Linked DNA regions of Homo sapiens: regions 1, 2, 3, 4, 5 and 7 are each linked to region 6. A link is a loop called in an ENCODE intact Hi-C map of the cell type or tissue named here. Cell type or tissue: heart right ventricle. All regions are shown on one strand. Region 1 overlaps EGLN3 (egl-9 family hypoxia inducible factor 3). Region 2 overlaps AKAP6 (A-kinase anchoring protein 6). Region 3 has its middle 160 kb from the start of SPTSSA. Region 4 overlaps LOC102724945 (a long non-coding RNA gene). Region 5 has its middle 140 kb from the start of SPTSSA. Region 6 has its middle 190 kb from the start of EGLN3-AS1. Region 7 overlaps EGLN3-AS1 (EGLN3 antisense RNA 1).

Evidence for each region. Peaks named below come from ENCODE experiments on the same cell type or tissue, not always from the same donor. Only the 100,000 strongest peaks of a DNase experiment are listed, where the experiment ranks them.
Region 1: a loop joins it to region 6, with 2.0 times the contacts of the local background. A loop is called at or near these places in 13 of 110 quality-filtered maps.
Region 2: it touches region 6 in a loop (5-fold over the local background); 18 of 110 quality-filtered maps call a loop at or near these places.
Region 3: a loop joins it to region 6, with 2.8 times the contacts of the local background. A loop is called at or near these places in 19 of 110 quality-filtered maps.
Region 4: a loop joins it to region 6, with 2.5 times the contacts of the local background. A loop is called at or near these places in 31 of 110 quality-filtered maps.
Region 5: it touches region 6 in a loop (3-fold over the local background); 3 of 110 quality-filtered maps call a loop at or near these places.
Region 7: a loop joins it to region 6, with 2.1 times the contacts of the local background. A loop is called at or near these places in 10 of 110 quality-filtered maps.

Annotation. Positions count from the first base shown.
Region 1 is chr14:33,936,876-33,940,875 of GRCh38, reverse strand. The region is part of intron 1 of EGLN3 (egl-9 family hypoxia inducible factor 3); the gene reads left to right. Among named protein-coding and RNA genes, the nearest start is that of EGLN3, 12 kb to the left of the region's middle. RefSeq lists enhancers at 2,241-2,310, 1,941-2,912. In heart right ventricle, no CTCF peak of the experiment used is centred here; a DNase peak (open chromatin) is centred at 2,395; H3K4me3 peaks cover 882 bases; H3K27ac peaks cover 4,000 bases.
Region 2 is chr14:32,574,490-32,578,489 of GRCh38, reverse strand. AKAP6 (A-kinase anchoring protein 6) reads right to left here. Exons shown (of 14, transcript NM_004274.5): 5 at 1,248-1,370. Among named protein-coding and RNA genes, the nearest start is that of AKAP6, 250 kb to the right of the region's middle. In heart right ventricle, a CTCF peak has its summit at 2,214 (motif pointing left); a DNase peak (open chromatin) is centred at 2,189; H3K4me3 peaks cover 452 bases; H3K27ac peaks cover 662 bases.
Region 3 is chr14:34,299,208-34,303,207 of GRCh38, reverse strand. No RefSeq gene overlaps it. Among named protein-coding and RNA genes, the nearest start is that of SPTSSA, 160 kb to the left of the region's middle. In heart right ventricle, a CTCF peak has its summit at 1,872 (motif pointing right); no DNase peak of the experiment used is centred here.
Region 4 is chr14:34,079,689-34,083,688 of GRCh38, reverse strand. The region is part of intron 5 of LOC102724945 (a long non-coding RNA gene); the gene reads left to right. Among named protein-coding and RNA genes, the nearest start is that of EGLN3-AS1, 42 kb to the right of the region's middle. In heart right ventricle, no CTCF peak of the experiment used is centred here; a DNase peak (open chromatin) is centred at 2,487; H3K27ac peaks cover 3,878 bases.
Region 5 is chr14:34,321,336-34,325,335 of GRCh38, reverse strand. No RefSeq gene overlaps it. Among named protein-coding and RNA genes, the nearest start is that of SPTSSA, 140 kb to the left of the region's middle. In heart right ventricle, CTCF peaks have their summits at 809 (motif pointing right), 1,990 and 2,201 (motif pointing right); a DNase peak (open chromatin) is centred at 2,208.
Region 6 is chr14:34,232,520-34,236,519 of GRCh38, reverse strand. No RefSeq gene overlaps it. Among named protein-coding and RNA genes, the nearest start is that of EGLN3-AS1, 190 kb to the right of the region's middle. In heart right ventricle, no CTCF peak of the experiment used is centred here; a DNase peak (open chromatin) is centred at 2,059; H3K27ac peaks cover 530 bases.
Region 7 is chr14:34,058,860-34,062,859 of GRCh38, reverse strand. EGLN3-AS1 (EGLN3 antisense RNA 1) reads right to left here. Exons shown (of 3, transcript NR_184209.1): 3 at 498-3,728. All of the region lies in intron 5 of LOC102724945 (a long non-coding RNA gene), which reads left to right. Among named protein-coding and RNA genes, the nearest start is that of EGLN3-AS1, 21 kb to the right of the region's middle. RefSeq lists a silencer at 2,284-2,643 and an enhancer at 2,542-3,043. In heart right ventricle, CTCF peaks have their summits at 2,294 and 2,494 (motif pointing left); a DNase peak (open chromatin) is centred at 2,419; H3K4me3 peaks cover 1,498 bases; H3K27ac peaks cover 3,036 bases.

The DNA.
Region 1 (4,000 bases), 300 kb after region 6:
TTACAATTGGAAAGTTTCCTGCCAGCTTCGGGAATGACACTGCAAAGCTGATGCCAGAAACTGCCAGAGTAATTCTCCTCATTACTGCTCTACCCACCCACTTTCAGCTCCCCAAATTAACTAGTGCAGTTGACTAATTCCTCTTTACCTTTATCATTTAGGGTGAGGCATTGCACAAAAACTCTCGACTTTGCCATATAAGGGCTGTGGTTCTCTGTGGTCCCTGGATAAGAGGCATCACCATTATCTGGAAACATGCAGTAAATGCAGATTCTTCATCTTCTCCCCAGACCTCCTGAGTTAGAAATTCACAAGTTCTCCAGGTGATCTCATACATGCTAAAGTTTGAGAACCATTGAGTAAAGTTAATGCATTAAGAAGAGATTAGATAGGGATGGTGGCGTATCTTCCTACAGTTTCCCTGTTAACAAGAAAGTCAGAGGTCAGTTGATCAGACATTAGATTATTTATTGCTAAAACTAAAAAAAAAAACAAAAAACGATTTTTAGTTCACATTTATAGCCTATTATTTGTACCAGCATATTTAATTTTCCAGAACTAGAATTGAAGCAAATTTTGGAACCAGTTCCCTCCTGTTATGGTGAATGGAGGTGAATGTCTGGCCTTTGGCAAGACAACTGCATTTGAGGCCTATGTGGACCCTGCAGGGGCTACAGAGATTTTATGGTGGGCTTGAGGTTGACCTGCACTGGGAATAACCAAAGCAAAGACAAGATGACTTGGACAAGTAGGGTCAATTTTCTTGGCCTCTTGCCTTTGTTAAAATTCCCCCTTTGGATCTTTGAGTTTACAGACTGAATACCAAGCACACTCTTTTAAAAAAATTCTTGCAATTGTTTGTATTTTGTGATTTTTCTATCACTCTGGAAGGGTGATAGGCAAGGATGAGGTAGGTGGAGTCAAATATTTCAAGTAGAACCAAAGATCTTAGTTCCCTCAAAAATGAGGTGGGGGTGAATTTGCTAATGTCAGACATTAGATAAACTGAGTTGGTAAAGCACGTCTTAAGACCTCACACTCTTCAGCCAGACCAACTGGGTTCAAAAAGGCAAGTTACCTAAGCTCTCTGTGCCTCCATTTCCTCATCGGTAAAATGGAGATAATGTTCCTACTTCATGCGGTTGTTAGGGAGTGTGAAGGAGGTCCGATTTGTGAAGCACACAGAACAGTGTTGGGCACATAGTAAATGCTTTACAAATGTTTGTTTAGTAAATAAATATAGCCACTGAATTTCATGAGTTCTAATCTACGCTAACTTGCTGTGTGTCATTTCTTTCATTCAGCAGATCTGTTTTTCCAAGTGCTGAAATGCATATGTAGGTTTCTCCTGTTTTAAGATTGTTTCGGCCGGGCGCGGTGGCTCACGCCTGCAATCCCAGCACTTTGGGCGGCCGAGGCGGGTGGATCACGAGGTCAGGAGATAGAGACCATCCTGGCTAACAAAGTGAAACCCAGTCTCTACTAAAAACACAAAAAATTAGCCGGGCGTGGTGGCGGGCGCCTGTAGTCCCAGCTACTCGGGAGGCTGAGGCAGGAGAATGGCCTGAACCCGGGAGGCAGAGCTTGCAGTGAGCCGAGATCGCGCCAGTGCACTCCAGCCTGGGTGACAGAGCGAGACTCCGTCTCAAAAAAGAAAAAAAAAAAAAGATGATTGTTTCAAGGCATTTTTCATGACATTTTGATTGGTAACTTCGTTTTTTCATATATTATCCATTATTAAAGTCTTGTCTTACCAATTATTTTGAGTTATGGATTCTTTAAGTACTTTAGGATTAAGTTCAGATGAAAATTTCAAATATTCCATTCTCTGATGAGCCTGCAGTCACAAGTATTCCTTGTCTCTGTTATGCTCAAAGCCTTTAGAGAGCCATAGGTGATGTTTTATTATTCTGATAAGGCTGTTTTCTCATATCAAAGGAAGTCGAATATTATGTTTCTCTATAGAAATACCTGTGATAACTTCTAGGTCCATAGGGTAACTTCTAGGGTTAATGACTTCTACCAAGGACTTGGAGCGGTGTGACTCAGGGCACACACTGCTGCTCACCTTCCCAGTAACCAGGAAATTAAACAAGATATGTGCAAAATGCCACCGGGCTACATGAATTCTCAGGAAACAGCAGCTGTTAATATTTGGGGAAAGGCATCAGAAAGGAAATGGTTAAATGCGTCTTGATGTCCTTATCCCTGGGCTGGACTGACCTTTGCTGATTTTATAATTGTGAGGAAGCCCGGTTGAAAACATTTCTCTGGTGACTGGGGTAGAGATGGGGGAGGGGGATGGTTCCCAGTGTCCGTTCCCAGCTCAGGCTGCCTGGCGGTGTGCTCGGGTGTGGGCTGGCTGCCACCCTCACGCAGCGCACGTAGCCCTGTCACTCAGCCATCACCCTGCTGGCTTAGAGCCAGTCCTCCACGGGAAGGGCGGCCTGCCCAAACCCAAACACCCTGTATTAATATGGCGATGTTGCCGGGCCTGTTTACTGTGCCTAATTGCATGGGCTCTGGCTGAATCCCCTCCAAGGAGAAGAATTAACCACAATGCAGAAAGGAATGACAATAGTCTCTTAAATTCCTGGCCTCTGAGCCTTTCAGTGGCTTCTTGGGGGAGGGCGATTCACTCAGAAGGTCGTGCATGAAATGCGGGATCTCCTGGAATAGAATCTTGATCCCGCACAGTTCAACTTTAGAGGCCTTTGAACCCCCTAGAATTTCGTGCAGACTTCTGTGTGTGCGTGCATATTTCTTACATCCTTTTAATGTAAGAATCTCAAAGGGCTATTGTGCCTGGTAGAACTATCATCACTGACCCAGGAGAACTAGATGGATGCTTCCACGCTCTGGGTAGTTAATGATCCTGAAGCTAGGACCAAGTTCATCTGAGGACAGGTTTTAAAGTGAGAATGGTAAATTCTCTGCTATTCAGGCACGGTGCTCTCACCTGGCCAGGAGGGTGTGGGCAGACCCACTTCACTAGAGCAACCGAGAGTCGGTTATTACTTCTTATTTTTTATTTTCAGAAGTTCTGAAGTTTCTACAATATTAGAAAATTCAGGTGTAGGTATGTGATGACCGTTGTTCTACCTTGGGAGAGAGGTCATGTGTAGCAGTGTTCTGGGTAAGTAGGTTCTGCGAGAGGAATTATTTTTAGTGTGGATTTAGGACAAATGAGGAGGGCAGAAGTAGTCTGCATTGTGGAAGTAGAGTAGTAAAAAACATTTTCATGAATAATTTGGGGTTTATTGAAAGGATTACCTACCTGACAGGTATTTGTCTGGTATTCTGAATCTTCCAAATGGTCTGGTGAGATGCTGAAGCTTTGGAAAGGTGAACACGGTGGCTGGACACAGCTTGTGTTATGGCCCACCAAAAGTGTATTTTCTCTTTCCCCCTCATTTTATTACATCAGTCTGTAACTAGAGGCACTAGAAGTCAGGAAATAGAATAGCTAGGCTTGCTCTTAACCAACAACAAAGATGACCAGCAAGATGCCAAGGTAACTGATGACAGTTTACACAAAATTTCTTACTTTTCTAAGAGCTCACGTTTGCTTACAACTATTTTCTTCATGCCCGTCTAGGTGAAGTTTGAATGTCTAAAAATTCTAAAGCACTTTTAATACTTACAAGTTAGCACTGCTTCATCATCACATTGAGACCTTTTTTGTTCAATTCTGTATAAAGGATAAGACCAGCTGGCAGCAAATGTGAACTTTTGCAGTGACATTTTCTTAAAACTTGGAGAAAGCTTTGCATAGTTGCCATCGTCTTGTAAAGAGGCCCTGTGAACATTGTTCTGTAGGAATTTAATTTACTTGACAACAGTAGATCCCACAAAATGTCCTTGAAGATCACATATCCCTGAACAAGGGAGATGATAGAAGGTTGAAGTAGTAATTCCAGTTTGCTTTTCATGTCCTCCGGATTTAAGTTGCAAATGATTTTTTGAGTTCTTTTCTCTCACTCCTTGTCAGAGCCAAGTG
Region 2 (4,000 bases), 1.7 Mb after region 6:
AAATGAGTACTAAGGACAGTATATAAAAACCCATGTACAAGAGAGGTGGTTAGGGTCACTTGCATTTTTACACACCATCGACTCAGGTCTCTAAAAAGGGAAGCAATACACTCATCCTCTACCACACAGTTTTGTCATTCTTTATCATCTGCAAGGCTATTTGCATGCAGCAACAGGATTTTAAAGCTGTTTTTCTGTTATATAAACATGCTGCAAAAAACAAACACCAAAACCTGAAACATTATCTCTTTCCCCTCTTTTCTCCCTCTCCATCTCTCCCTTCTCTCTCTCACTTAACATCATAGAGAACAACAGTTCTGGAACCCTGTGAACTCGCATACAGGTAGGACTCCCACATAATGTTTATTCAATCCAAATTCTGAGTGTGTAAGAGGGGCAGAAAATCAACCCCACAGTTGAGTACCCAAGGATTCATGTTCATTGCCTTTGTCAATTTTATGCTATCAGTGAAAGGAATAAAGATGAGATCCTTACAGCTTGAATTTTCATTTCCTATGACACGTGCTTTTTCTTCATGCTTTATCACACTCCACTACTTAGTTTCCACCCCTTCATAATTGATATCGGCCATTTGAAGCATTCAGTAAAAACCCCACGAGGTTCATCGAATGTCCCCCAGTCTATAATTCTTGCTTTTAACATTCAGAAGCAAATTCATCTGAGTGTTTTCCACTTCCCCTCCATGGTTTTCTCTATGCACAGGGATGAGTGTAATGACAGTTGTATTAATTATATGCTGAAAAACCCACATAGCAGCAAAAATGATGGAGATCATCATTTTAAATATTTTATTAAAATAACCCAGTGTAGAACAGATAATGTAGACCCTCTTGATAATGAGAGGTTCATTAATTTTACAAGAATTCTAGAAAGCTTAGAATGGTCATCAAAATCATCTCTTTCATTTATTTGTTTTTAAGAAAGGGAAAACCTTCAGTTGCTGCTTTAGAGAACAAGGGTCTAATAAAATTTTCTAAGGTATTTTTAAATAATTACTTATCCTTCCAGGAAAAGCTTTGAAAAGGTAGCTTGAAACAGAGATGATTTAGGTTTCATAGTATTACTTGAAATGCCTGTAAATTTTCATCTTCTGTGACCCATTAAAATTTGGTTTCATTGACATATAGTAACCTTTGATAAATAAAATTGATATTTCTCATAAACAAACAAGCAGTACATTAAAATCCTTTGATTATTGACAGCAAGAACAACACAATCTTGCCTACCAAGTGTGTCTCCAGATACAGTTTAAGGTCATCCATCTCTGCTTTAGGGGGAGTCCAATTTTCTGTAGTTTCCATGGCTTCATTTAACCATTGAATGAATTCATCCAGTTTGTTTACAAACCCCTTGTGAAAGGAAAGAAAAGGGGAAAAAAAGGGGCAAGAAAGGCATGTTAGTTGGTTATTCTGTAAAAAGCCAATATTAAAAGTTCCAAATTTTATCCATGATCAAATCGATCCCACCGCACTCCTATCCTAGTTTCATCTTTGCTGTAATGGAATTTCCACTATTCCTGGACCTGAACTCTTACCAAAATGGGAAAGAAACTGTCAATGCTTCCCTCTCAGTTTTTCTCTAGAATCACTTTTCTGAGGAATTTGGATTGGATTGTGGGGTGTCACTGTATGGGTGACCTCAAAACATCAAAACATTTCTGGTGTCTGACAAGCATCCCCCTGCCAAAAAATCAGGTCAGGTCTGCTAGGAACACTCGTTGGCTTTGGGGGATTGCCAAATCCTTTACAGGGATTGGCATTCCTGTAAAGATGTTGTTCTTCACCCAGAAGCCTGTGGAGTTTAGTTGCCATAGCTGAACTAGAAATATATTTCAAAATTACATAAGTATTTACAGGTCCTTGGACGAGTTCTGTCCACAGCCCAAATGTCTGTGTCTGAGCCTGTGTGCTACAAAGGAAGGAAGCGTAGAAAGTGGGACCAATGAACAAACATAAATACTTGACTTCGGGTATGTACAGACATAAAGATATATTCTTGGCTAGGAAGCACAAATCACAATAACCTTGCAATTTTTCAAATAGTGGTTATAAAATTTTATTGGCCATTTAGAAGTATACATCTGTAGAAACAGAAAATATTTTGAAAATATGAAAGCCCAACTGCAAACCTAAGTGAAAGAAATGGGGCTGGGCTCCTGCTTTCCGTGTCTGGGTAAACAGCACCACCTGGAGGTCATAAGGAGCAAGGGCAGGCTTCCACACATAACTAGGAATGGGTTGAGATGCCGTTTCCCTATTAAACTTAACCCATTCTTCAGATGTGCCTTTCAAATAATCTTGATTAATATTTTTAATGCTTAACTGAGGATGTCCTGACACTGAAGTGGAAAGAGGTAAAAGTAAATATTTTTTATAATGTTTATCACAAGCTAGGTTTTGCCATTAGGGTTTTTCCTAGATAATATTTTAAGATTCATAAACCTTTAATTCAAGCAATTAGATTACCTCAAAAAAAATCATGAGAAAAAGAGAAAATGGAATTGTGGAGAGTGGTAAGTAAAAAAACAAATAACACTCAGGAACACAAATTGTTTATTAGAGGGGGACAAAGCAGAGATGTGGGCACAGAGTCCCATAGAGTCAGATCATACCATACTGCCATGCTCTGGTGTGTTGCCAACCTGTTTAGATAGAGCTCAGTCTATCATCCCACATAGTGGTACATCATATGGTTTCCCATATTCATACATGTTTCCAAAAGCTTTTCCTATTGAAAATCTCTCTATTGTACCAAGTCTCCAAGGAGAGTCACACCCAGGGATACATATCACAACCAGATTTCACAAATGCAAGATTTCTCATTTATATTCTTTCAAAAATCTATCCCAATTGGTTAGATTTGATAAAACTAATGAGAAATATCATCTTAGAGACATCATAATCACAAACTGAGACCTACACAATTGCAATTGGCTGAGCTGGGAACTATATGGTAGTTTAACATTCCTCCAGTCCTAGACTCCAACCCTAAACTGATTGACAACATCATTGAGGTTTCTGTTGGTCATCACTCAGAAGATTTTCTTCCAGGTGAGGTGAAAATATGTCCAACAGAGAAGGTTTCAGAAATTTCATACAATGTATTCCCTTACTAAGTGAATTTTCTGGTGATCTACCAAACTCAGCCTTTTTTTCTAATTTTCTCATATTGCAACTCTTTCCAAATGCCAAGAATCCATGCAAGATCATTCATTTTGCCCCTTCTCCTATCTTCAGGGTATCAGTTTGTCTGTTCTTTCGCCTTTCCTGCATTTGCATAAATTTGAGAGTTGCTTTGCTTTTCATTTCCTCCCAAATACTTGACTCTTTTAATATCGAAGTTACACTTACTCAAGCTCAGTCTTCTCAGTAGAGTGTCCCATGTGTTCAAAATGTTATTTCCTAAACTCCTTTATCTGGTAGACTACCTAGGGATCAGAATATTTCACAGGTTCATATCTGACTTGATGTTTACCATAGATCCCTTCAGATGTGTACAGTAAATCTGTGAGCAGAAATAAGGGCAGAGTCTGTTAGAACTCCAGTCCTAATTCTCGATACTCTCATAATTAAAATTTTCGTGAAAACTTAAGAGACCCTTTGCTGACCAGATGGACTTACAGAAGTATTGTCTGTCATCTGTGGATGCTAGTCAGAAAAGCAGAATTTAGATGGTTTATAAATGGGAGATGAAAATAGTACTTTATACTTCTTGCAGCATTAAACAGTTTTTACTATTGTATTTAGAATTGTGTTGTTATATCTGTACATATAAATTGGTTTGGGGAGAAAATTAAGTCAGAAAGTATATTATTTAGGGAACAAGTGGTTAAATCCAAGAAGATAAATAGTGAAAGACGTTATTTGAAATGTAACTAGTTAAAAAACCATGCACTATCTTCTCCCCTTCAAAAACAAACACAAATAACCTGTGTGTGTATGTCAGTGCATGGTTGCTTCATCATAAAAGTTAGTCTTAG
Region 3 (4,000 bases), 67 kb before region 6:
GGTAAACTCTGTGGTCCCTCAGCTTCTTCATGGTGTTGGGTCTTTAGAGAGGCTCGGCATATGATTTATTGATTCATGATGGGGGATAATTAGGTAGGAAGAATTAGAGTAGACAGACAGAGTAGTTAGAAAGACAGACTGTTCAGGGCCCTTATAGCCACCTGCATCCAAATGAAACTATATTCTGGGTTGGAGCACAACTTGATCCTCTCTGTGAGAAAGCAGCACATGGCCTTCTCTAAAGATTTTATGAATGGGAGTGAGAAATGGAGGAGAGCCAAAGATAGCAGCTGGGCTATTCTCTTGGACCATGCAACATAAAAAATCTTTTATGGAATAGGTTCTACGTTTGTCTGGCACAGTGCAGGAAGGGTAAATGTTCTCTTGCGGCATTCTCCACCCCCTCCCCCATGCCTGCTCTCCTTTGTGATCCCTGGGAGAGAGCACTTCTCCAAGCACAAGCCGAGGAGTAAATGGTGCAGGCAGAGTAAAAGAATCCTCCCCTGCCCCGCAAGCCCCGCTGGAGGCTGCCGGCCCAGACAGGGCAGGACACAAGGCAGTTGCACAGAGAATAAAGGTGTGTGCATGTGGCTCAGGGATCTGAACAAAGCTCCAGTGGTGACAAGCGTCCCAGGAAACCAGACTGAGAGCTGGTCACAGGCCTACAGTGTATGCCAAAGTGTACCAAATCTGTGGCAGGAGAATATGTGTGGTCGCATGGAAGCAAAGCTCAGATGATCCAGTTAAGTAGTCATCCATGGGAAGGCCGGGTAAGAGCAGCGCAAGCCATGGACCATTGGAGTTCTGCGGGTCGGAAACAGGCAACATCAGGAATTAGGGAAGCTGCCCTGCTATGAGGCCAGGTGGTTTTGTTTAAAATTTTTTTTTTTTTTTTTAATAGAGACAGGGTCTCACTGTATTGCCCAGGCTGGTTTTGAACTCCTGGGCTGAAGCAGTCCTCCTGCCTCAGCCTCCCAAAAGTGCTGGGATTACAAGCGTGAGCCACTGCACCCAGCCTAAATTAAAACAAAAACAAAAGCTAAATCCACTAGCAGAGTCGGAGGAATTGGTTCTGAGATTTTTTGGTTGAGAGGACCTCCCACCCACCGCCCGCCGAATACCTTGAGAACCAATTTGTGTTACGAAGCCCAAATGGCTCATTTCTAGGTTCCTTACTAATGTAATCCTATGTAACCCTATACCCTTTTCCTGACCCTCAGCCACTTTTCTTCCTGGCTGAGGGCTGACCTATCACCTTTGGAAGAGAACACAGGCAAAGGAGGAACGGCAGAGGGGGCTAGGGGTGGGGCTGGGGCTGGGATGGCTGGTACACACACCATCTCAGGGTGGCTGGTGGCTGTGTGGGTGTGGGGTGCGCTCTGACCCTCGCCTGCAGGCCGCTTTTTCATAGCATTGCCATCTATGCCTTTGAAGCAGAAAAGAAATCCCACTTTCCTCTGAGGCCCCTTTTGTAATATGGCTTTCCTCTGGCTGGTTGGATTAGTTAAAATTTCATCAGCTTCCCTTAAAAAAATTTCATCTCATGAAAAGTGAGGATATCTCTTGAAGATGTTCTCCACCTTCAAGAAATAAAGAATCTGATGTGCTCTTATTCTAGAAACTTAGTATCTCTTGTAAGCTTAAACAAGTCAGATGGTGTGCTTTAGAACTATATAGATGTATTTGTGGTTGTTCAATGGTTGTATTAAAAGAAAAAAATGAGATTCCCACTCCCTTCTCCACCATCCCAATGTTTTGTGTTCTTCGGGGTGTGAGAGTGGGCAGGTGTTCAGACCCTGGCAAAAAAAGACCACACATCCTGAAAACCAACTCAAAATAATAGCAGCCAGCATGAGATGATAAGATCAAAGCAGTAGGGGGCAGTATGACACAATTGAACAGAGGTTGCTAGTCTAATAAAACATCAGAAACAAGGCTCTTTGAGACAACAAAGGCAAAAATTGTGCTAAGAGCTGTAAATCTTGCATGCTAAATTCTGGTGCAAGAGACAGTCATGGTGTATCATAATTAAACATGCTACTAAAACATAAATTTCTTACTGATAACTTCCTCTTAGTGGCCTTGTTTCCCAAGGAGTGAAACAGAGCTGGTCACCCATTAGCATTAATTGGAAAGATTTCTGGTGTCTTCAGCACAGATTTGCCTTTTGTGTACTGGAAACGACAAAGGAAAAATAAATCACCATTGTCATAGCCATCAGTGTTCCCTAATCATCTTTATGAGTATGAGGCTGTGTTAGTGCTGAAGGACGGGGTTTGTTGGTTGACTCCAGCATCCTCCAAACTTGCAGGCAGTGGGTGGAGAAGAAGGACCATTTATAGGTACTGTATTGGTTTCTTTGGGCTGCTATAACAGAGTACTACAAACAGAGAGGCCTTAAACCACATAAACTTATTCTCTCACTTTAGGAGGCTAGAAGTCCAAAATCAAGGTGCTGGTAGGGTTGTGCCTCCTCCAAGTCCTGTGGGGGTGATACTTGGTTGCCTCTTCTTGGCTCCTGGTGGTGGCCGTAGATCCTTGGTGTTCCTTGGCTTGTGACAGCATAACTCTAATCTCTTCCTCTGTCTTCACATGGTGTTCTCACTGTGTCTCTGTCTTTACATGGCTGTCTTCTTATGAGGACATCAGCTGTGTTGGATTAGGGGCCCACCCTAATCCAGTATGACCTCATCTTAACTAATTATAAGGATCCCATTTCCAAATAATGTCACCGATATGGTTTGGCTCTGTGTCCCCACCCAAATCTCATCTTATAACTCCCATAATTCCCGTGTGTTGTGGGAGGGACCCAGTGGGAGATGATTGAATCATGGGGGCAGGTCTTTCCCATGCTGTTCTCATGATAGTAAGTCTCATGAGTTCTGATGGTTATTATAAGGGGAGTTTTCCTACACAAGCTCTCTTCTCTTGTCTGCTGCCATATGAGATGTGCCTTTCACCTTCCGCCATGATTGTGAGGTCTCTCCAGCCACATGAAAGTGTAAGTCCAATAAACCTCTTGCTTTTGTGAATTTCCCAGTCTCAGGTATGTCTTTATCAGCAGCTTGAAAATGGACTAATATAGTCACCTTGCGGGGTACTGGGGATTAGTCTTTTTTTTTTTGAGACAGAATCTTGTTCTGTTGCCCAGGCTGGAGTGCAGTGGCATGATCTCGACTCACTGCAACCTCTGCCTCCTGAGTTCAAGTGATTCTCCTGCCTCAGCCTCCCAAGTAGCTGAGATTACAGGCAGCCACCACCACCACAGCCGGCTAATTTTTGAATTTTTAGTAGAGATGGAGTTTCACCATGTTGGCCAGGCTAGTCTTGAACTCCTGACCTCAAGTGATCCTCCCACCTAGGCTTTCCAAAATGCTGGAATTATGGGTGTGAGCCAGCTCACCGGGCCAAGGCTTTCGATATATCTTTTTTTGGGGGGGGACATAATTTATCCCAACAGGTCATAGATATTTTTGAGTTGTTTGGATTCTGCCACCTGATCTGACCTGTTACCATATCATAGCATCTCTCAAACAGGGCCAGTCAATTCTGGCTGCCTACCAGCCTACTGTATCTTCCTATAGACTATTTGCTAAACAGTTACCTGAGTAATCCTTTTAAAATGCAAATTGATCAACACAAGCTCCTGCTTAAAACCCTCCAGTGGCTTCCTATCCCTCTTAGAATTCCCAGGCTTAAGTGATTTGGCCCCTGGTGTTTCTCTGATCTTTCCTTTTTTTTTGGACACAGGGTCTCGCTTTGTCACCCAGGCTGGAGTGCAGTGGCATGAACATGGCTCACTTCAGTACAGCTTTGACCTCCCAGGCTCAAGCGATCCTCCCGCCTCAGTCACATACGTAGCTGGGGCTATGGGGATGCATCACCATGCATGGCTACTATTTGTATTTTTTGTAGAGATGGGGTTTTGCCATGCTGCCCAGGCTGGTTTCAAACTCCTGAGTTTAAGCAGTTTGCCCACCTCAGCCTCCCGAAGTGCTAG
Region 4 (4,000 bases), 150 kb after region 6:
ATCTCAAAAAGAGAAACAAAGGAGCCAGGAGAAGTAAGTAGTGAAACTACAAAAGCAGAATAAGCCCCAAAAACCCTTGTTTCCATGTCTTTGGAACTGTCGTTCTTACACTTTTGAGGTGTGGCTGTTCAACTCTTCCTGTACATTTTGTGAGATTACTAATATCCTTTCACAAGTAAATTCCTTTTTGTCTTAAGCCAGGTAGAGTTGGTTTCAAAAGAACCTTAATACCATTGAAAAATATAAGGAAGACCACATGTTCATGACTTAGGATTCTGTTAATAATTTCAATTATTTGCTAGCCTATGTGAGGGTGTTACCCACAATTCTGGGTCCCAGTAGTAGCTGGAAAAGTTGCTACCTAAACTGGGCATCCCCTCATCCCCTACTGTTAAATAGAAACAAAGACAAATATAGTCAATTAACTCTGATTACTAAAGACTCTGATAAGAATTGAACATCTTAGTTAAAGCAAATAATCAACTTGTATCGTTTAACTGTAGATAAATAGAAACCAAATGAATGAATTCACTCATTGCTAACATTAGGAGCGTTAGTCACCTTGGGGCTGCAGCACTGACATCTGCCCATCTAGCTGCCTTTAAAAGAACCATTTGCTCTGGGAACACAAACATCATCTCAACTACCTAAACTCAAACAACAGGTCCTTGAATTCAAACTTGTTTTGAAAAAAAATTATGATCGAGACACAACTTGAATCCTCTTATTACCCATCCATTTCTCTTTAGAAGTAATATATGAATAAAAACAAAATACTTGGAAATCTCCTAAGATTTTCTCACTGCTTGAAGTAGGAAGTCCCAATAGATAGTTCATTCCCGTTTGGTGAAGAAAGCAGCTAAAATGGAGGTTTGAGATGAATGCTTAGCAGCTGGAAGTTGCTGCATAGGGCGATAGCAGGAGAAAGGAAGCAGGTGAAAGTTCCTGCTGCTCTTATTTGGGGGAAGATGCTGGGAGAGGCCTTACAAGCTTGATGGCCTTGATCATTTATTTCTGAGTTCAGAATAATTGTCTCCCACACGCTTACCTAGAACCTCTGTGATCTTGGTTCTGAATAGGTTAATCTATTTTTAATGGCTACCCAAATACTATTAAGCTAATTCTTGCATTCCTTTGCTCTTCCTATTTAAAAACAAAAGTTCTGATAGTAATAGATGTCCCTGCCATTGTGGCCAAGAGAATCACCTACAGATGCTCTCTGAACAGAAAAAAATTGAACCTGAGATTCACATATCTATGCTTATAATTCTCCACATTTACAACCTCTTAGTCTTTAAAAAATCTAATGATTTAGGTGCAGAGTTCTTTTTTCTTAATTGTATTGTTGGACTTATCTTAAACATAATCTGTAAGACTCAACATAATATCATTTATCCAGTATTTTTTATTGTACTAAATTTCAGGACTAATCTAAGTTTAAACTCTTTATTTTAGAAAATCAGTAACAGCAGCTAATTAGCACATCTCATTCTGGATGTATTTGCCAACCAATTTCAGAGACTCATTTGCCTGTTAAGAGATTTTATTGAACACCAGCACCACAGACTCTCCTTTTTTTCTAGTAAACAGCTCATGCTTATTATCTTATTACAGGAATGCCACTGGTTAAATCAGGCTCTGAATATAAATAGCCATATTACTGCCATCAGGCATCAATGTTTATTTAGTGGCTGTGAGTCATGCATACCTCTTTGATCGGGTTTGGAATGAGCCATTGCCGTTTTTGTTCAAAAAGGTTATTTGCAAAGGCTACAGAAGTATCAGTTAGATTAAACATGAAATTAATCAGCGTGGAATTTTATCAGCCATTTCTGCCACCAAACACCAGGTGTCAAGAGCATGTGCAAATGAGGGCTGAACATAATGAAGCTGGGGACAGCTTAGTAGAGAGGTCAGAAAAGATTCCAAGAGGTCTGAGGGAGGAAAGGTGGAGGGAGGCAGCGAGGAAGGAGGGAAGACAGGCAGGCAGGTAATATTGAAGGCCTGCTGAATCATCTGGAACGACTTGGCAGTTTTACATAGCATATCTCATAGCACAGTGTGTGGAATGGGAGTTAGGTGACCTGCGAGCTTGAGCTCTGATCTGCCCAGTCCAGTGATCTTAGGAAAACAACTTAATGCATACAGGCATTACAAAGCATGCAGAGAGAACATATGACAAACTTGTACAAAAGCAGGGAAACCACCTCAATGTTTCTCTAGACTAAAAATATCAGAGAGAAATAGACCCAAGGCAGATGTGATGTGGCTTTTTGTTGATGAAACTATGATGGCAGAGAACATGTGGCCCTTTAACTGGAGGGCTCACTGAAACTGGGTCTATTCCGTCATTCAACATTTAGCGTATCCTCTGCTTGTCAGGCACAGTGCTGAGCAGGCCTGTGAGTAATTATACCATGGTTAGTGCTATGATGATTGCCACTATAAATTCCTGTTGACCTCATTCTCAACCCTGCTTTCAGCACTGCTCGGCGATTCTGATACATTATTCGGAGCGACTCTTCCCCCCATTGTCCACGAAGCCAATTTCTAGCACTCCCTGCTGTCTTCAAGCTTCTGTCTTCCCAGCCTCCATTCTGCTTACTCTCAGTGGCTGATCAGACCTTCCCTACAGTGAAAATAAATTTATCTACATTCACACTGATCCACTCCCTCTCCCATATTCTCATCTCAGGGAATGTCTTTCCTCTTAAAACAGGCAATCCTTCTATCTGTGATTTGGATCCCATTCCCTCCTGGAGGTCGTTTTCTACCTAGAATCTTTAATTCTTCCCTCTCAACTAGCTTCATCATTCCAAATTAAAAAAAAAAAAAATCCTCCTTCAACCATACCCCTCTTCAGGAATCCTCCTCCATTGTCAAAGGCAAGCTACCTGAAAGAATTGTCTACCTAGAATTTTCATTCCCTCGAGTTCCCTGGGAGACCGACACAGAGCTTCGAATGCAGGTGGTGAACTGGGGAAAGCTCTCAGAAGCTGCACCAGGGCTGGCATGAAGGAGTCTCTTGGAAACTGTGACTTTAAAAGATGTACAGCAGGCCCTCCAATAAAGTTGTTTGGTGCAATGTTCTTTCTTTATAACATTGGTGAGGGAAAAAATGTTTTATTGTACATCATTTCATTTAAAGTAGTAGTTTCCAAGAACCTATTCACTTTAAGTGAGGACCTACTGTGGATACAACAGTGGCATCATCCAATTCTAGGGAACTCTAGGGCTGGGATGGCCTTTAGAGATGACCTGAATTGAAGCAAAGGGGACAGGCCTTTGTAACCCCTCATCAACCAGCCATTGGATGCACAGGGCAGGCACATCAACTCGGGTAAGTCAGTTTCCTTTGATAAAAAGTCATTCTTGCAGAGGAATTCAGCTGTGAGCCATCAGCGGGCTAAAGTCCTGGCAGCTGGGGAATGAGTGCTTCAACCCTAAAAGGGGGTTCTGGGTGGCACAGCCTAGCACATGCTCTATAATGACAACCATCTTTCTGTCACCTGGCTTTGTCTCTCCTGAGCTCCAGACTCCATCGACATTCAACTGCCTACTGCAGATTTCCCTTTTGGCAACATGTGAGATACAATAAAACATATACAAAATTTAATGCTCATCACCACCTTCTACAGCTCTACTCCCTCTTTAGGGTTCTCTGTATTAGTCTGTGTTCACGCTGCTGATAAAGACATACCTGAGACTGGGAAGAAAAAGAGGTTTAATTGGATTTACAGTTCCACATGGCTGAGGGGGCCTCAGAATCATGGCAGGAGGCGAAAGGCCCTTCTTTTTTCTTTTTTTTTTTAATTTTTATTTTTATTTTTATTTTATTTTATTTTATTTTTATTTATTTATTTTTATTTATTTATTTATTTATTTATTTATTTTTTTTTTTTTTATTGATCATTCTTGGGTGTTTCTCACAGAGGGGGATTTGGCAGGGTCATAGGACAATAGTGGAGGGAGGGTCAGCAGATAAACAAGTGAACAAAGG
Region 5 (4,000 bases), 89 kb before region 6:
GTAATCCCAGTCCTTTCCGAGGTGGGTGGATCACCTGAGGCCAGGAGTTTGAGACCAACCTGGCCAATATGGTAAAATCCTGTCTCTACTGAAAAGATAAAAATTAGCCAGATGTGGTGGCATGCGCCTATAGTCCTAGTCCCAGCTACTTGGGAGGCTGAGGCAGGAGAATCCCTTGAACCTGGGAGGTGGAGTTTGCAGTAATCCGAGATCACGCCACTGCACTCCAGTCTGGGTGACAGAGCAAGACTCTGTCTCAAAAAAAAAAAAGGAAAAAAAGAAAGGGAGTTGCATATTCCCTATGTATCCTCTCTCTGGAGGTAGTGCAAAGCATGTGGGTTTTGGAGTCAGGCCTGACTCCGTTGTGTAACCTAAGGGTAAGATTTTGGCCTCTCTGAAAGCTCAGTTTCTCATCTGTAAAATGGGGATAATAATACCAGCCTCATAAGGCAGATGTGGTGATTAAGTGAAAAAATGAATGTAAAATGCTTAGAGCAGTGCCTGGCATGAAGCAGGTGCTTACTTTGCTCCTTGTCCTCCCAAGCCTCCAGTGGGAACTTCTGCTTTCGGAACAGTGCCACATTCTCTCTGGAAAACAAGCTATGTTATTTGTTAAGCTGCTCCAATGGCTCAGTCAATAGACTAAGAGTTATAGTCCCCAGAGTCAAACGACCTATTGTTATTAAATTGCCTTGGCCCTGCTAGTTTTGGGAGTTGTCATCTTGCACTGTTGATTTACAGTTTTCTTCCAACCCTTCTCTTGTAAATGTTGTTACTAGTTCAGGGCACTAGATGGCGCCATTTTACTAGGTATCGATAACTTTCAAAAACGGACCCCTCTGTCCTGCACTTTAAAAAAAAAAAAAAAAAGAAAAAGAATTTATATCGCATGCATCAGTATAGCCATATATTCCAGCACATCAAAGAAATACCTTTACATTTTGGTGTTTCTTTCATTTATAATAGGGAGAGTGTAATGCTGAGAAATCACCCAGAGGTGCACACGATTTAGTTCCATGGTTTAGTAGAGCAAGAAAACTATGGAGTAGACTCACAGGGAAGCCACAAATTTAATGGAAACTGGAAAATGAAGTGAATGAGGTAAAGTCAAATAAAAGTGGATTACTTGGTGTTTAAAGAATGGATAGGTAGGCTGGGGCACGGTGGCTCACGCCTGTAATCCCAGCACTTTGGGAGGCCGAGGCGGGCGGATCACCTGAAGTCAGGAGTTCGAGACCAGCCTGGCCAACATGGTGAAACCCTGTATCTACCAAAAATACAAAAATTAGCCGGGCGTAGGGGCACGGGCCTGTAATCCCAGCTACTCGGGAGGCTGAGACAGGAGTACTGCTTGAACCCGAGAGGCGGAGGTTGCGGTGAGCCGAGATCACGCCACTGCACTGCAGCCTGGGCGACAGAGGGAGATTCCGTCTCAAAAAAAAAAAAAAAAAAAAAAGAAAAAAAAAGGATAGGTAATGCCATGGTAAGCTCTAACAATGGAAGGATTTCTAGGGAAGATGATAAGCCGCTGTTAATCTCCACCACAAGGAAGAATAGAACAAGAAGAAATGGACTTATATGACTACATGAGAGACGTAAGTTAACTACAAGGAAGAATTTCTGGAGCCAAGGCAGTGTAATGTCACAACCAGGAAAATTATCAAATTTTTCTTTATTAATGTTAAAAACAAAGTAGACAAGAACTTGACATGTACAGGTTGGTTTATTTGCCATTCTACTAGAAGACGGAGGAAGGTTCTCTCCTTTATCATGATGCTTATTTGAAGCCTGGCATGACACAGGGTAGGACAATAGTCTTGTGTCCCAATCGTGCAGGCTGGGACTCGATATGAGCTAACAGGATTAGCAGTGTTTTGAAAAGTATCCCATTATTATGTGTCTGTATATCGGTATTATATTAGAGATCTATAGGAGTTGCTGGCATTTTTTTTCTTGGTTTCTAAAATACTTATATAAGGGTTGGGCTAGAGGGAGGAAAACGATCACAGGCGAAGAGAAAATCAAAGATCTCTTCATTGGCACTGTTTTTTGAACCTCTGTCTTGTTACTTATTATATGATCGCTCAGACTGTGGTTTGGTTTTGTTTATTGGCTATTCCTTATTGATACCTGTAATAGCTTGTAGATGAATATGGAGATTACATAGTTGTGATTATACACCAAGTCCACAAGGGGGCGCCAAACTCGACCTTCTCCCCAGAGTCACCCAACAGTACATATGGTGTCTATCCTGGTCGGTCTCCTTTCTTCCTCTCCTGCCCCATGGTACCATCAGTCCTCCTCCCGAGGTCCCATCTTCGTCCTGGGAGAATGCTTCATGTATGCCTTTTCAGGTTCTTCAGATCCTCATAGCAAATAATAAATAAGACAATAAAACTTTCCATTGCTCACAGTGACTGCCCCTCACTGCTTAACTTAGCTGCGCTATTCTAACAATACTACATCTTTCCAGGCTGGGCCTCACGTGGCTCATGCCTGTAATCCCAGAACTTTCGGAGGCTGAAGTGAAAGGATCCCTTAAGGCTAGGAGTTCAAGACCAGCCTGGGCAGCATAGCAAAAACTCGTCTCTACAGAAAATAAAAAAAAATTAGCCAGGCACAGTGGCATGTGCCTGTAATCCCAGCTACTTGGGAGGCTAAGGCTGAGGCAGGAGAATCGCTTGACCCCAGGAGTTCAAGGCTGCAGCGAGCTATGATTGCACCACTGCACTCCAGCCTGGGTGACAGAGTGAGACCCCATCTCTTAAAAAAAAAAATACTATATCTTTCCTAAGGTCATCTGCCAGGAAGGGGAGAGGTGAAGAAATAAAGATGGTGATGGAGGATTGGGATGAGGTGGAGAAAATTTAGTCCAGCCAGATTTTTCCTTTACTGATTATAAATGCATTGCGTGTTAACTGTAGAAAATTTGGAAACAGATATAGAATAGGACAAAAAGCAAAATTATTTATACTTCTGCTACTTCTAGATAACTACAGTTAATATTTTAAAACATTGTATTCTATGTAGCCATAGGAATTTGGAGAAACTGAAGCAACTGTTTGTAGAGAGCTGATCTGAAAAGTTATCCAGGGGCTAAAAAAGCAAGCATGATCTGTGGATCAGTGGGTAGAGAAAATCTGTTCTCAGAGAGAAAAGTGAGGCAGGGATCTAGAAAGAAAAGCAAATGAAGGTCTCTTGATCTCAGAGAGCAATAGAAAAAGTAAGAGTGGCTTTCTGGATATGAATAACTATTACGTATAAATTAAAAAAAAGAATGGCTTCCTGGGTCTTCTGTGCTTCTCCTTTTCCCAGTTCCCAGGATTAGGAGTTTTGAGCCATGACAGTACCGCTCTTAGGTCCTGTGAGCAGTTTCTCAGTAGCCTTTCAATAGTTCAAACAAGTAGGTTTTCTTTTCTTTTTTTTTTTTTTTTGAGGTGGAGTCTTGCTCTGTCGCCCAGGCTGGAGTGCAGTGGCGCATCTCGGCTCACTGCAAGCTCCGCCCCCTGGGTTCACGCCATTCTCCTGCCTCAGCCTCCCGAGTAGCTGGGACTACAGGCGCCCGCCACCACGCCCGGCTGATTTTTTGTATTTTCATAGAGACGGGGTTTCACCGTGTTAGCCAGGATGGGTTTTCTTTTCTTGAAATCAAAGACCTCTGACTAGAATAGCCACATGAAGTAATAGGAGCTTTATTATTACTGCTATTGACAACCTTATGGAAAGTGCCTTTTTCATTCCATCATTCACTGGAAAGCACAATACTGATGCTCTGCCCAGGGCCTTTTTTTACTATTCCCTTTAACCAGAGATTCAGTATGCTTTCACTTCCAACAGCCCATACCTACAACCCTTCTTTTTTTTTTGAGGTCTGCCCACCTACTGGAACCCACCTTACATGCACGCATAAAGAGCACCTGCCTGGAAATTTGTGCCCCACTGAGGGGACCACTAACCAATGACTGGTTATGGGAATATAAAGCCCTAGCCCCCTTTCCCT
Region 6 (4,000 bases):
TTCCTGCCCTGAGTTCCATGAATCCCTTATAATAGAGTCTCCCTTTTTGGCCTAAGCTGTCTCAGTGGATTTCTGTCACTTGAAATCAAAGGAGTTCCAATTAATAAGGAAATGAGCACCTCTGCAGAGCATTTCCCATGGGTGCAGTCTTCAGCAGCAGAGAAATTCTTGGTACTTTCCATGAGGAACATGTGTTCTGGAAACTATACTTGTTTGGAATTCCTGAGAATAGTAGAAAGGACATTGTGTTGGGGTTTGGACCCTGAATTCTAGGCCTGTCTCCATGACACATGAGCTATATGCAGTCTTGGGCAAAACTCCTTGTCTCACTGGACTTCCACTTTCTCATATGTAAAAGGGAGAATGAAGCTAGACACACAGCTTGTGAACTTTTCATTCAAATTAGATAAATAACCCAATATATAAAACAGGTCCAAGCAGAGCTGCTCTGGCTGATGTGGAGAGACGCCTCAGCCTACCTACTTGGAGGTCAGGAGTGCAGCAGAAATAGTTGATACGAATGGTTTGTTGTGTTTGAAGATTAAAGAGTGAGAAGCCATCTGCATTGGTTGGAATATAAATATAGAGACTAAGAATGTAAGCATACCTTTAAGATGATGGCAGAGGAAGCCTGACCTAAAAATAAATGTTTGGAGCTGAAGTATAAGCTGGAGGACTGAGCGTACCCAGAGCAAACCCATCTGTTATCCTTCGTCCTAGAGCTCCATGTCTTTTCTGCATAGCACTTAGTGTTCAACTCCTAATAGAGGCATTAGCTCCATGAAGGCGGAAACCAGATCTGTCTTGTTGACCAATTCTTTCATGCTTTCAAATTCACCCAGTTCACCCCAAAGTTCATGACAGCATCATGTCATCAACAGTTCACTTAAGGAGCCAGGACTCTTGTACCTATAGGAAGCCCCTTCCTCTCAGGAGCACCAAACAGTTGCTGTCAACTTCTCCTCCTCTTCCCAGCAGTCACCAGTCTAAGATATGGGATGAGGAGGGAGAAACAACCATGCTGTCTAGAGAGCCATCAGGGGCTTTCTATTTTAATTAATTAATTAATTACCATGGTCTGTCCCTCCCCAGCTTCATGTAAAAATGGAGCTGCTGGGTGGATTGAAAATCTATTAAAACCCAACTGTGGCAGAGATGGCTCACCGTCCACTAAAAGTTTGCGCTCCTCCTTCCATGATGTGCCTGCGAAGAAGCTTCCCAGCCAAGGATTACATTCCCTAGCACCCCTTGCTTTTCTGTGTGATTCTGTAACAAATCCTTACAGATGAAATGTGAACAAGGCGATGTGTGTCACCTACAGATCGTGTTTGTCATTTGCCCTCAGATCCTTTTCCTTGCCCATCACCTGCTCTGCTCATTCTGTAGGGAATCTGTCCCTGCCAACCACAATTTTCCAGGCTTCCTTCCCTAGCTTTGGCTAGGTTTGGCCAGTGGGTGGGTTGGCCGGAGACTGGAGGAAGGGAGGAAGGGAGAAGCTAGGATATTTTAGCTTTGATCTCTTTGCTTCTGGTGACATCTTTGTGGTCTCAGCTCTTAAGTAACAGCCCCTTCTTTCATCGTCTCAGTTGCCCAGCAGCCCTCTCTGGTTCAGAGGAGTAAGTCATGAGTGAGCTACGAGTGGGAGCAGCTTTCTGCTGAATCTCTGGATTGCTTCACCTCCTCTATCTGGCTTTTTGGTTCTTGCTATTATCCATATGAAATTGCCTCTAATGGATTATGTGGCTGGGCTTTGTTTTCCTGATAAGACCCTGACCAATATATAGGCCAAGATGGTAAAGAAGCAGATGTGCTCCCTCTAGTCTCCCTTCCTGTCTCCTGGCTGGGGCCGTAGGTATGGTGGAACATGGCAGAAGAAGGCAAAGGGCCACCAGCAGGCTAGAAACACCACCGACATCAAACTATTATAGGAATAAAAAATAAAATTCTGTGTTGCTAAGCCACTGAAATGTTGTGGTTTATTTACTATAGCAGCTAGCCTTATCCTAATGTAGTAACCAAAATGGGAACGGGGACCTCAGGTGCCTTTCCACTTGGCCTCTTGCCTGTGCCCTCACATGGCCTCTGGGACACTGGCTGTGCAAGAATTTAAAATTAGAGTGAGTAGTATCTATGGTCCCTTCCAAGCCCTATGAATCTGGGACTATGTTCACTTTAAGAGGGTCCTGAATAAGTTGATAAGTTGAGAAATATAAAAATAGGGATGACTAAATGAAAATATTCTTCATTTCAAAGCTATTTGACTTCTGAAATCATTAATTCATTCACTTATTACCTAACATCAATTTTTTGAAGCATTTATGCCTTTGCTACACATTGAGTTACCAGTAATAGATTTTAGTAAGGCAGGCTCAGGGAAAGGGCTGGACAGTAATTGGGCTATGGGTGAGAGAGAATTCAAATAAAAAGTGTAAATAGAAATCACAGACCTTCCAGGTGCTGACCCTCTGGGGCTTTTGATGCTACCTTGGTCAAGTTGATTGTTTCGGGCTTAGTGGAGTACAAGGAATCCTGATAGTTTTCTGGGTAGAGTTTTATGTAGTTTACAGCAGCCATCATCATGCACTAGTTTCAGCCTTTGGTTGGAGGTCAGGAGATTCCACTGTGCCATTATTTTTTGTGTGTGGGTAAGAAAATGTGGCTGGTGTGATGGACAAATGTAACCATATTTTTCTTCTGGACTATTTTTGGCCTATTGATGGGAACAAGTTGTTACCAATCCATCATGCACTGGAGACAGGCTCATCCAGGGCCTGATTTAGAAGGCTTTCCTAGTGACCTGTGTGCTGGGGCACAAGTTTGGTCTGGGCCATTTATTGTCCTGGGTCAGCCACTGGTGCCTTGGACAGGATGGTAGCACATTGGAGGGGATGTCACATCAGGCAGGGCCTAGAGAAGGGTCTGGGGTAATGTCCAGATGTGGAAGAGGGCAGCTGTCATATGTGCTAGAAGCCTGTGAGTGGCTCTCTGGAACTCATGATGGGGAATGTGGGCCTCATGGTGCCTTTCATGGGAAAAGCAGTCAAATGTCAATTCTTCAAAAACTTCAGGGCTGAATTGTTCTTGATAATTTATTCATTCTGGATGGCTAAGAGTTTCTATCTTTTAAACCCTCAAAATGTTATTTAACCACCCAGAGAGGGTGTTTTTCTAAAATGTATGACTGCCCACAGCCCTTCCCTTCTTGGCTCCAACTTTACAGCCCTGAAAGGGCTCCAGAGAGTACACAAAAATCCAGCAGATGAGATTGTTCCTAAGGCTCAAATATTCTACATTCCTATGATTATGATCTGAAGATAGAAATATCTCTGAAAGGGTAACACTTTAAGCACTTATCAGTCATTTACATTATGAAAACACAGGGGGAAAAGAGAGGGGTTCTTTTCTAGGACCCTCTTGGTGAAGTCTTGGAGCAGAGACTTAGAGTCAGTGAGGATAAAAAGGAGTGACAAAATCACTCCTGACACTACAAGACTTAGCATGCTTCCCTTACCCTTTCCTTGTCCGTGAAATCCATTGGCCGTGCCACACCCTTCTTATCTCTGCTTGGGAAACCACCTGTCCTTTTTTTTTATGCTTTTATTTACATGGACATATTCCATACAATTTACCAGTTTATATGTTTCAATAGCTTTTAGTATATTTACAGAGCTGAGCAACCATCACTATGGTCAATTTTAGAATCTTTGTACTACCCCCCAAAGTAATCCTGATCCCCTTAGCTGTCACCCCCCCATCCTGCCATCCCCCTCCCTGCTGTAGGCAAACACTAATCTACTTTCTGTCTCAATAGATCTGTCTATTCTGGACATTTCAAAAAAAAGAAAAAGGGATCATACAATATGTGATCCTTTGTGTGTGGCTTCTTTCACTTAGCGTAATTTTGTCATGTTTCATCCTGTTACATCAATGTATTCATTCCTTTTTATTGCCAAATAACATACCACTGTATGGATATACCACATGTTATTTATCCATTCAT
Region 7 (4,000 bases), 170 kb after region 6:
TGTGAAAGGGTCCTGCACAGAGGCAGAGAATAGTAGACATTCATAGATATAAGGTGGATATGGTTTCCATTTCCACCTTTACCATTTACTTGCTGCGTTGAATTCAATGACTCAGTTAATTTTCAGAATTGTAGGTGACCCACTTGTAGAGCATGGATGGTTCCCTGTCCTCAAGGGTTCTACTATCATCTGGTGTTTCCCCCTCAGGCACCAACCAGAACGCCATATTTTAGGGAGGGTAAGGATTGAAAGAAGAACCTGCAAAGCATGGTCGCCAGCAGCATCATGCTCAGGACAGCCCTGGTCTGGAAACCCTGGCCAGCCATGGCATTCCAGAGGCACCCAGCCCGCCCCAGGGTGGGGTTAGAGCAGAGGGGTCTTGGGGAGCTTGCTCCATTCTCTGTTGTGACCGAAGATTGTGGGTGTACAAGCGTAGCCTCACCCGAGACATGCTCTCCAGGCCCATCCCTTTTACACCTTTAGCATAGCACTTGACCTGCAAGGTTGTAATTATTTTTAATTTGAATATTCAGAAAAGTACAAATGAAAAAATAATGATTACTCATATTCCAGCAACCCACAGTTAGCCAGTGTTGACATATTTGCTTCTAGTTTTATTTTATATCTATTCCTTAAAATAAAAAACTGCATGATATATAAGCACATTGTTCTTTGAAACAATTATTACAATATGAGAATAAGCTAAATTCCTATGACTACCATTTCAAATCTGAATTCCTCCCCTTCCATTCAAAGACAGCTTTAAGTTTGGTGTGTATTTTTCCAGCATATATATATATATATATATATATATATATATATATATATATATATGGGATTTTTTGTGTGTATGTACATTTTCTTTCTATAAATGGCATCATGCTGCATGTATCATTTTGCAACTTGCTGTTTTTCATTCAATATACTTTTGAGATTTTGATACACATAGATGCAGCTGATCCCTTTTAATAGCTCTAATAGTACTCCACTGTATGAACATACCACATTTATAGATAAGTGCATTTGAATTTTCCATTTTTTCCTATTATGAACTATGCTAAAATAGACATCACTCATACTCAGGACCACCACACTGCACAGTTCCAGAAAGCTCCATTCACTTCTACGAACGTGTCTTCTGGAGTTGTACAGCATACAGCCTGCTCTGCTGTGCTTGGCAGCCCCTGCCTGTATCTCCTCCATTTATTCTATTAACAAGATTTATTCGGTGCCTACTGAATTCCAGTGCTCTGCTTGTATTAATGTATTTAGACCTCTGAAATGTCCTAAAAAGTAAGTCGTTTTCACCATTTTTATTTTCCAAAACAAGAAGGTGAGGACAGATGGGGGTACTCACTTGGCTAAGATCACACGGTCTGTAAATTGCAGAGCCAGCATCAGAACCTGCACAGCCTGGTTCCCAAGTCTGGGTGCTGAACCGTCATACTAAGTCTTCCTCATGTTTCACTGTCTACTTAGTTAATATCTCCCACTCATCTGTAACCCTGAGAGCAGGGACCACGGGGAGCCACTTATTTTGCGTCACTGGTGCCCAAATAGTGCCTGATCTCCATGACAGGCTCAATAACGTTCTGTCAGTCACTTTACTCATGACTGCAAGCTCCTTTCCTAATCAACGTTTCCTCTCCCCCTTCCCCATGTATCTCTTTCCCTTCATAAGCACCCACCTCGTCTCCCTCTCCACGACATTCCAACCCCTGAGCAAGGCTTTGAAAAAGTGACATAGGCACATCACAGATGTGCCGTTGGCTCTAATTTGTGAAAGAACATTTTACCGAGGGGCAAAGGAGGACTTGGAATTTTTTCCTGCCCCCAGGAGGCCCAGACTTGCAACCCTGTAGGTCTAGAACTTAAGCGGAGGTCCTGCTATGTTCACACATTTAGTAGAGAATGACTTCTAATTCCGTCATTCAGCTGTCAGGCACGTAGGCCGCTTCCTTTTATAAAGCTGGTTGTCGTAACTAAACAGGTGCAGATTTGAGGAAATGCAGACCGACTGGAATGATAAGTCCCACTGCATGTGAGATTAGGTGGATAGAGGACTCGAGTCCCACCCGCCCTTTACTGTCTTTAGTCTCCCCAGTCCGCCCTGGGCACCACCCGCCGAGGCTGGGCTCTCGCAGCTACCTCTCCATCTATCTTCATGACAGCTGCGGGGGCCGGGGGCAACTTAGTCGGGACAAACGTGAGCGAGCGAGTGTGTGGTTCAAAGAAAGGAAACGCAAGGGACAAGGAGAAGGTCGAGCTCCGGCTGAGGAAGAATCACGGGCCGGGCTCGGTCTTGCCCGTCACCCTCGCGCCCCTACTTCCGGGCGGGCAGGCACCGATGGGGACTCCGCCCAGGGAAGGCGAGCCCCACGCCCACGTGGCTTTCGAGGGGGACAACCTGGGGCGTGGGGACACTGCAGGGCACAGGGCACCCGCGAGTGGAACCACCTAGGCGCCCCCTCCCGGGGCCGGTACGTGCGGGCTGCTGGCGCTGCGCGCGGGAGCCCTCCCTCGGCCCGGGGCTGCGCTGGAACGCGCTGACTCACGCTAGCGCTACGTGAGCTGCGAGCCTGCCGGGCGGGGCTGGCTGTCCAGCCCCGGCCGCCGCCCGCCGCAGTTACCGACTACCTTCGGGGCGGCCGCGGGCGCAGGCACAGTGCGTGTGGCTCGGTGTCCGCCGCGGCGCGCCCTGGCGAGACTTCACCCCGCGCCCCGCCGCGCGCTCGCCAAGGCTGCCCGCCGGGCATTTTTGATCATTTCGATTGTCCCTCCGGCTCGAAAGCTGCAGCAGAGCTGGGATCTTGCATCCGAAGCGAGGGCACCAGCCGGTATCTGCTAGGCAGGAGCGGCCAGAGTCGCGTTAGGGCGGCCTTGGGCAGGGCGCTTCGGTTTGGCCTCTCTTTGGCTCCGGGGGAGCCTGCGGAGGCCCAGGGCCGGTCTCTGGCTCTGCACTTGATGGCCTCCTATCTAGGGGAAGGGCCAGTTAGTATCCCACCCGCTCCCTCGCCATTGTAGCTCAGTTCATCCCCAAAGACCCCGTGGAGTGGCAAGGGCAGGCATCATCCAATCCATTTGGCAGAGGACATCAAAGCTGAGGTTTAGATATTCATCTGTTGACAATGATGAGGATGTTTCATCGTAACTTTTCTATCTAGAACCTAGCTCTCAGTTTATCAGTTCTAGTGCTAACGTGGCCTGTTTTAGCGGTGTCTCCCATTCTGTGTTCTCTGGAAAGACAAGTTAAAGGGGAGAGTTTGTATTAACAGGTGTCACGTCTTCTCACTCTCGCCATATCCCTGTACCTTCTGGTAGATGTAAACGGACACAACTGTGCTTATAAAACCAATAACTCGCCAGTCTTCCTCAGGTCCATTCAAGACCATTTGAGTGGGTCCTTGGGTGCCATGGACAGAAATCTTGTGGGGACATGGATGAGGGGGGCCTCCAGCCCCTGAGGACTGTCAAGACCAGGGCCTTGGGGAAGGGCAGCCGAGCTTCACATTGTCCCCACTTAGCCACTTGTCAGGGTTGCTGTGAGGCTCCAGATGAAAATACATGGAGTTTCCTTAACTACCGTGGCCCACAGAAATGACACATGAGATTCTTTTCCTTGGTCGTAGGATACTGGGGGCGGGGTCAGTGAGAGGCACTGTCCATCTCAGAAAAATCTGTATCACTCTTGTTTGCTCATCTTGAGGAAGCCATGGAGAGCACAGTTTCTATGGAGTCAGCAGAAACAAAAATGAGATTAATTCACACGTAAATTCTGCCTTTAGATACAGAGACCTAGGTTATAGGATCTTGACTGTATACACAGTTAAGCCATTTGTAGAGTTTTCCCTATTTGGGGGTAGTTTTTGTTCTGATTTTTTTTTTCAGAGGGGATGTTTGCCAAATTCTTTCTAGATTATAAAATTAATACAAACTCTCATAAAAGTGAATACACTAAAATATAAAGAAGAAAAAAAAAATCCCGTAATACAACATTCAT